3 separate regions of the Homo sapiens genome follow, and all the other regions are linked to region 3. Evidence: read pairs that join two places in POLR2A ChIA-PET (ENCODE). Cell type or tissue: HepG2. All regions are shown on one strand.

Region 1 (2,500 bases), 110 kb before region 3:
CCACCTGCAGCGCCCAGCTCACATCATCACTTTTTAATCTGCAGAAACTCAGATTCCACAGAGAGAAATCTGTGACTACCAAGAACAATTCTTTTATAAAAATAAAATTTGTTGGATTTCTATGATAAAAACTGTAAAGAAATAGTCCCATCCCTAAGGTTGAAGAAAGGACAAGAGTCATAGGAAGTGAATGCAGGGAGGGATAATTTTGGGAAATGGTGGGGCCGAGAGTGACACTGGAGAGGAGGCCTGTGTTAGGACTGGTCCAGCGCACCACAGGGGGCCACCAGGTGTTGAGAAAGCCCTGCCTGGTGCCCAGCACTTGGCACAGCACCTGGCATAGAGCAGGTGCTCGAAAGCTTTGTTGAATGGATGGAAGTCTGGATGGAAACAGAAGCCAGGCACGGAGGCGGGCGCCAGCACAGTGACTGGAGGTGAGAAGGCATCAAACACTTGACCTACTGTGTAACTTTGCTCAGGTAAGCCCAAGAGGCAAGCACAGTGCCAAATCTCCCATCAGCAGACAAAGGAGCTGTGAGTAAACCATTCACTGTGCTGCTGCTCTGGCTAGAAAGTTTTGCTTTGGGGAAATCCTTTTCATGTTTGTTACCTATTGGTAGCAGCCCCCGTTCAATCCTCCGACCTACTCTTCCTTAGATGAACCGCCCTCACTCTCCTTCCCTATAGGGTGCCTCAGGGCGGGCCAAGCCCATCTGGGGAGCATCGCCAGCCTCCTGTGTACTGGTGCCAGAGAAAGATCAACCCGTGGCACTTTTCTGTATCTCACCAGCAGGTGCTGACAGCTGAGCCATTCCACGCACCTTCGGAGCAAAGAACTGCCGGAAACCAGGGCCAAGTTCAGAGCCTGAAATTTTTTTCAAAGGCTACAAGGAGAAACCTGGGGGGCCTGATCACACATTACATAAGCCGTATGTGAGCAGAGGATGCCACTGATGCTAGGAACCCAGTGCCTGTCGGAATTGCGCAAGGTTTACGCAGAAGCACTTAAGTGTTGCAACATGACCCCACATCTTTACCAAAAATGTGAAACATTCACGCAGCACACACTTTAAAAACACTAAAGCTTGTCTCCGCCAGGTGGCTAAGGCTGCTTGATGGGGCTGACAGGAGAGGAGCTTTGCAGGGGGGCCTGACTTACTGTAGCTCTTGGCCCAGGGAGCTGAACACGCAGTACTTTGTACCCCAATAGCCCTGGGCAGCCCAAGCCTCTGATAAAATGTACTTTTCTGTGTGTTTGTTTTTCCTGGCAGTCTCATTTTGGGTTATAAATGGCTCCTTATTTCCATCCCATAGATCCATTCTTGCCTCTGTTGCGTTCTCTTTCGGCTTTCCAAAATAACCGAAAGGTTGGTAAAATCAACGCTGGTGAACGGCTTGTTCTGACCTTGAGCAGAAGCCGAATTTCCACATTGCTCATGCCATCTACAGTTGCTCCCGTGTCCGAGAGGTTGGCTGGAAAGGCCTCCTGAAAGCAGGGGATATAATTATACTTACACTAAAGCACTTGTTGCCATTAAATGCCAGGAAGTGGCATGGACCTTCCCTTGCTCCTGCCCTGCAACCTTTTTGGAGGACTATTGGGCAATCATCAGAGGTTATAGAGTTGGAACAGCATTCCCCCCAGATAGGTCATTTTCCCTGCAGGACAGCTTGGAGGCAAATTTTATTAAGTATCAAGTAGCTGACCCAAAGCAGTATAAATAGCGAGAGAACATATGACAAACCCAGAAATGAATGTGTTTAAACCCCAGGCTGAAGATATATGATGTGTTTACTGTTATCAGCACCTGCATGAAGATATTTTTGCCCAGTAGCCATCCAGGAAAAGATGAAACATATAAGTGACGTTATTAAGGCTTAATCTTAGAAAAATAATTTTGACCCTACTTTTGGAAGTCAGTGGACCACAGAGTTAATTTGGGGAAGGGACCTGAGGATAGGTTGGATGTGATTGGCTGTCATAGGAAGTACAGACAGACACTTATAAAACATCCCAAGTTCAGCCAGTTAAGAGCCAGGGGGAAAAACATGGAACTGTAGTTTACATTGGGTAGGAACTGTAAGCAGTCACTATCAGGCAAAAGGGACTTCCAAGTTGGAATTTTTCGAGAGAGACATGGAGAACATTTTAATTCAGGCCTGTTTTCCTCCATTGTTCCCTACCTTTATTCTAGGACATACCACAGAGTACAAACCATGCTTTAGTGACATTGATCAGGCCACAGATGACTGAGTTATGAGAGGCCATGAGCTTTCCAACATCAGTTTCCTAAACCAGCTGCTTCTCATCAGTCTGGTCCCCACTGGCCAGAGCTATTGACATCCTGGAAGATAATCCTATATTCCTACAAAGGTAGGAGAAGGTTCTGGGGAGAAATAGTGTAAGTTTTTATTTTTAATTTTTGATTATTATGGGTACATAATACATGTATGTATTCATGGCAGGGGTACATGTGATGTTCTGATATAGGCATGTGGT
Region 2 (2,500 bases), 110 kb before region 3:
TCCAGAGCAAAGGCAGTTGGAGCCTGGAAGAACAAAGTAATAATATTGTAAATGCTATTATGGAATTAACAGTGTAACCATCTGAAAGCAACTTTTATTGGTGTCTCAAATGAGTGACTGCAGCTTGGTTTGAAATTTGTACTGCTTCTATCATAAATAAAGTTATGGCTTCTTGTTGGATGAAAAAAAGAAAAGAGTGCATTGTTATTTTTGATATTTTGGTTCAGTCTGTATACCATGTGTCATTTTGCCTTTGCCTCTTATGTGTAATAAACCATTCTACTTTTTTTTTTATTTATTTTTTTTTGAGATGGAGTCTTGCTCTGTTGCCCAGGCTGGAGTGCAGTGGTGTGATCTTGGCTCACTGCAACCTCCACCTCCCAGCTTCAAGCAATTCTGCCTCAGCCTCCCGAGTAGCTGGGATTACAGGTGTGTACCACCATGCCTGGCTAATTTTTTTGTATTTTTGGTGGAGACAGGGTTTCACCATGTTAGCCTGGCTGGTCTCGAATTCCTGACCTCAAGTGATCCGCCCGCCTCGGCCTCCCAAAGTGCTGGGATTACAGGCATGAGCCACTGCACCCAGCCCTAATTTTTGTATTTTTAATAGAGGTGGGGTTTCACCATGTTGGCCAGGCTGGTCTCAAACTCCTGACCTCAAATAAGGCCGCCCGCCTCGGCCTCCCAAAGTGCCTGGATTGCAGGCATGAACCACCATGCCCGGCCTTTATTTTCACTTACTATATTTTTCTAAGGACTCTGAGAAAAGTGGATAGTGTTCCCTACATTCATTGAAATGGTAGCTCTTAACATGAACTTCTACATGGTGTTATTACCTGACTACTTTGCAAATTGCATTTAGGTATTTTGAGTAATTGCTTCAGATAATTAATAATAATAATACTTATTAAGCAGAATAGTTCCTATCTCTGCACAGAGATTTGTTCTGAAAACTCAAGTCCCGTGAAACGGTACTCTGAAACCCCAGAATCATATTTCAAAACAGTTTTGACAACTGTCTTATATGTTGTAAAGATTAGCTAAGGAGAGTCATGTGCACAGGAAAAGCTAATTTGCAAAGCACATCAATAATTCAGGAATGATGTAAAACCTAACTCCTTTAGCCTTGTTAGCAAGTCGACTGCTTTGAGTGTCCACTGTGAGGCATTCTGGGAAACGAAAGGGGTCACAGAATTGGCCTCCTTGCAAATGAGCTCAAGCTAACTGGACTAGCAGGTCTAGGAAAGAGAAGTTACCTGGGCTAGGAACTGTATGAATACCGGCCCTCCCTTTCTACAGTGGAATCTTTTGAAGGTTAAGCAACAGTAAATAATCAACTAAGAATTTCTCAGAGTTGCTGCATTTACCTTCCTCTGCTTTTTTTTTTTTCTTTGCCCATGAAGATGAAGCAACTTTGGAATGAGAGCAATATTTCCTTTTAGGACTCCCTGCTTCAGACACGCAGAGAACAAGCTCAGGCCTGGCCTGGCTGGCAGAGACTGCCTGCGGGAGAGAGCTGGGCTTCAGGTATGGGTGAGGGATGGTGAGTTAGAATTTAACAGAAGGGGAGGAGAAGAAAACTCATTTGATTTTGTAAGTTTCCACACAGGCCTTTCAGCAACATCTATCAGCAAAAGAGAGGCAACAGAATCTTGCACCTTGAAAGTCACTGGGGGCAAAGAGGGTCCAGGAGTCAGCTCCTGGAATATCAGCTATAGTACAAAAAGGAAATAAGTAATGCAAAGGAAAAAGCAATACACATATGTAGAGAGACTGATCTAGAAGATCTGGCCTTGGTATCTGGGGATTGGTAATGATGTCATGGTGGTTAGCTCAGACGAGATGATGGATGATGAGTCCACTTGTATGCATCTGTATTACAAACGCAAATAAAACTTGGAATGATGTGAGTTGGCAGAAAAAACAAAGTCAATCTGTTCATTAGTGTTCTCTCCACAATGTGAAGGGGGAAAAGAGCTATTTTTTTGTGTCCAGGGAATATTGAGTTATATATAATATTCATTCAGCAAACATTTATTGAGTAATGACTGTTTGCCAGGCACTATGCTAGATGCTGAGAATGCAAGAATTGTACAAAGCCCCTCCATTGCCCACTCTCGATAAGAGGACAGCCAGAGCCAGTCACCTTTTTTGTACTATGTTTCTCTTAAGGTAAGGACAATCACGGCTCAGAACAAAAGTGCTTATCACATGTTGGTAGGCAAGTTTGCAATAATTCTTTTTCTTTGTAATGGTTTTATTACAAGCCCTGTAGTAAAACTTGGAAGATCTTTTTATGTTAGAAATCTCTCCTCTGCTACTGAATACTAAAGACTTTAGTCAAGTCTTTTAATTTCTCTGGGACTAAGTTTAAACATTTATAAAATCAGGTAATGGAAAGTAAAACTAGACTGATTTAATGAATCCTGGCTTAGGACAAGCAATAAGAGGAGGTTGAGGGCAGACAGCCACTTACTAGACACTTACAAACAGTAGGACT
Region 3 (2,500 bases):
CAAAGAGCATGTGAGATAATAAGCATGTGTTGCTTTAAGCTGTTAAGCGTGTGGTAGTTTGTCACACAGCATAGAAAACAAATACACAGACCATTACCTGAAAAACAAAAACAAAAACAAAAAACCTTGCTGTGTGATGATTGGAGAGACACTGGGTTCAGAGGATGGGGCAAAGCTGCTCTTATTTTTTTCCATTGGTGGAAATTAGTCTATGAGAATCCTCCTCCTTTGTGAGCAACAAGAAGGCCTTTGTTAAAAAAAAAAAAAAAAAAAAAAAAAAGCCTATCTCCCTTTGTTCTCCAGCCAGCCTCTCTCTCTCGGGTGTCCTCTAGAGTCCTAGCTCTCAAGCTCTCAGTGGAGCTGGGCAGTGGGGAATAATGTCATAGTCCCTTCAGGCTGTTATCACAAAATGCCATAGACTGGGTAGATTATAAACACAGAAATTTATTTCTCACAGTTCTGGAGGCTGGGAAGTCCAAAATTAAGGTATTGACAGATTTAGTGTCTGGTGAGGGCCTGCTTCCTCATAGCCAGTCGTTTTCTCACTGTAACCTCACATGCTAGAAGAAGCAGGGGATCTCTCTGAGGCCTGTTATATGGGGCACTAATCCCATGATGAAGGTTCCACCCTCCGGACTTCATCTAACTCTAACGACCTCCCAGAGGCCCCATTCCTAATATCATCACCTTGGGAATTAGAACTCCAACATATGAATTTCAGGGGAATGCATATTCAGTCCATTGCAGAGGGTTCAAGTCCCTTCCATTATGCCCAATGGAGGGGAAATAAAAATGGTATGGCTTCAGGGTGAAGTATCTACAGGATAAACATATCTTTCCATATCCTGATTAATTCTAATCATATATTCTCTGTATTATGATGCCTGATGTTCCTGGGGTTTTTTTTTTGTTTTTTTTTTTTTTTGCCATGTTACCAAAGACTCCCTTCTATTATTTTAGTTGGTATAAAACAGGGTCTAATTAAGTTGTTAGTTCATTACCTCACCTCCGGGAAAGAGGGAAAAGAATAAAATTTCACTGGGCCTCACCTCTTATCAGAAAAAGGTTTTATATCACTGAGAATAGGGAAACTGCAGGTTAAAGGCTAAATTCCTTTGGTTGTAATGTAATACCAAAGCTGTTCTTTTTTTTTAAGGATCAAATAAAGCCTGTACTTAAACAAATTGTGTGTGCAAATACAATCGCTGTCCCTCTTGCTGTGACATGTTTGTGCTGGCTGAAGCTTGAAGTATTCTACCACTGAAGCTCACAGGGGTTTGGGTGGAGAGCTGATCCTGGGCAAAGAGGGCAGGTGACTTATTGATTGCATGAAAATTCCCTCCCTGCAAGCAAAACAATAGCATCACTGCCATTCGTGCCTCAGCTTCATGGTGGGGCGGTAGGAGAATGTGTGTTTTGCCTGCTTTGTTGCAAGGAGGAAAGGGAGGGTTGCTCTGTCCTGGTTGAGGAGGCAAAGGTGGCATTCCTGTATTTTTGTTGGATCCCTTTGCATGAACAACCTCACCTGTCAAAACATGGTGAGAAATAGAAGTAGAACAAAGAAGAGAGAAGCAGGAACCAGTGAGAAGACAGATTGAACTGAGCCAGGACCTTAAAATACAAGCTGTAAAATGTCCGATTGCATTTTATTTTACAGCTGCTTGAACTTACCATTTTTGGCTAACGTGTATGTGTGTATTTATATATTTGTCTATATAACTAACCATGAAATTGTTATGTCTAGGCCAATGGATTTTTTTATTTTTATTTTTTAGAGACAGGGTCTTGTTCTGTCACCCCAACTGGAGTGCAGTGACATGATCATAGCTCACTGTAACCTCCAACTCCGGGACTCAAGCAATTCTCCATCCTCAGCCTCCAGAATAGCTGGGACTATAGCAGTGAGCCACTGCTCCCAGCAACAATGGATATTTTTTAATATTATCGTGTGTGTAGATATAATCATAAATATATAATTTCTGGACAACAAGTATCAAACATATTAATTTGCTTTGTGTAATGCCTTTCACCACCTAACAATAGCTAGTGATTTCCAGCTTTTTAAGACACAGCTTTATAAATGAAGTGCTTAGGCAGTGGAGTGGCTCAGGCCTATAATCCTAGCACTTTGGGAGGTTGAGATAGGCAGATCGCCTGAGGTCAGGAGTTTGAGGCCAGCCTGGCCAACGTAGTGAAACCCAATCTCTACTAAAAATACAAAAAATTAGCTGTGTGGTGGCGCATGCCTGTAATCCCAGCTGCTTGGGAGGCTGAGGCAGGATAATCACTGGAACTGGGGAGCCGGAGGCTGCAGTGAGCCGAGATCATGCCACTGCAATCCAGCCTGGGCAACAGAGCGAGACCCTGTCTCAAAACAAATAAACAAATAAATAAATAAGCAAAGTGCTTTCACATAATTATCTCAGTTAGAGGCCTGAACATCAGCTCACCCTCTTTTTCTCTGAGGACTCTTAGAACTTCCACTCTTGACTTTCAGGCC

Evidence for each region. ChIA-PET counts read pairs that join two places held together with the same protein. Peaks named below come from ENCODE experiments on the same cell type or tissue, not always from the same donor. Only the 100,000 strongest peaks of a DNase experiment are listed, where the experiment ranks them.
Region 1: POLR2A ChIA-PET joins it to region 3 with 22 read pairs; 5 of 35 experiments call an interaction of 5 or more read pairs at or near these places.
Region 2: POLR2A ChIA-PET joins it to region 3 with 13 read pairs; 5 of 35 experiments call an interaction of 5 or more read pairs at or near these places.

The regions. Positions count from the first base shown.
Region 1 is chr12:93,126,417-93,128,916 of GRCh38, reverse strand. All of the region lies in intron 3 of LOC643339 (a long non-coding RNA gene), which reads left to right. Among named protein-coding and RNA genes, the nearest start is that of LINC02412, 47 kb to the left of the region's middle. In HepG2, CTCF peaks have their summits at 791 and 1,090; a DNase peak (open chromatin) is centred at 1,036; H3K4me3 peaks cover 446 bases.
Region 2 is chr12:93,121,636-93,124,135 of GRCh38, reverse strand. All of the region lies in intron 3 of LOC643339 (a long non-coding RNA gene), which reads left to right. It also overlaps the pseudogene NACAP8. Among named protein-coding and RNA genes, the nearest start is that of LINC02412, 51 kb to the left of the region's middle. In HepG2, no CTCF peak of the experiment used is centred here; DNase peaks (open chromatin) are centred at 1,325 and 1,845; H3K4me3 peaks cover 1,175 bases.
Region 3 is chr12:93,014,942-93,017,441 of GRCh38, reverse strand. All of the region lies in intron 3 of LINC02413 (long intergenic non-protein coding RNA 2413), which reads right to left. All of the region lies in intron 3 of LOC643339 (a long non-coding RNA gene), which reads left to right. Among named protein-coding and RNA genes, the nearest start is that of LINC02413, 25 kb to the right of the region's middle. In HepG2, a CTCF peak has its summit at 325; DNase peaks (open chromatin) are centred at 301 and 1,261.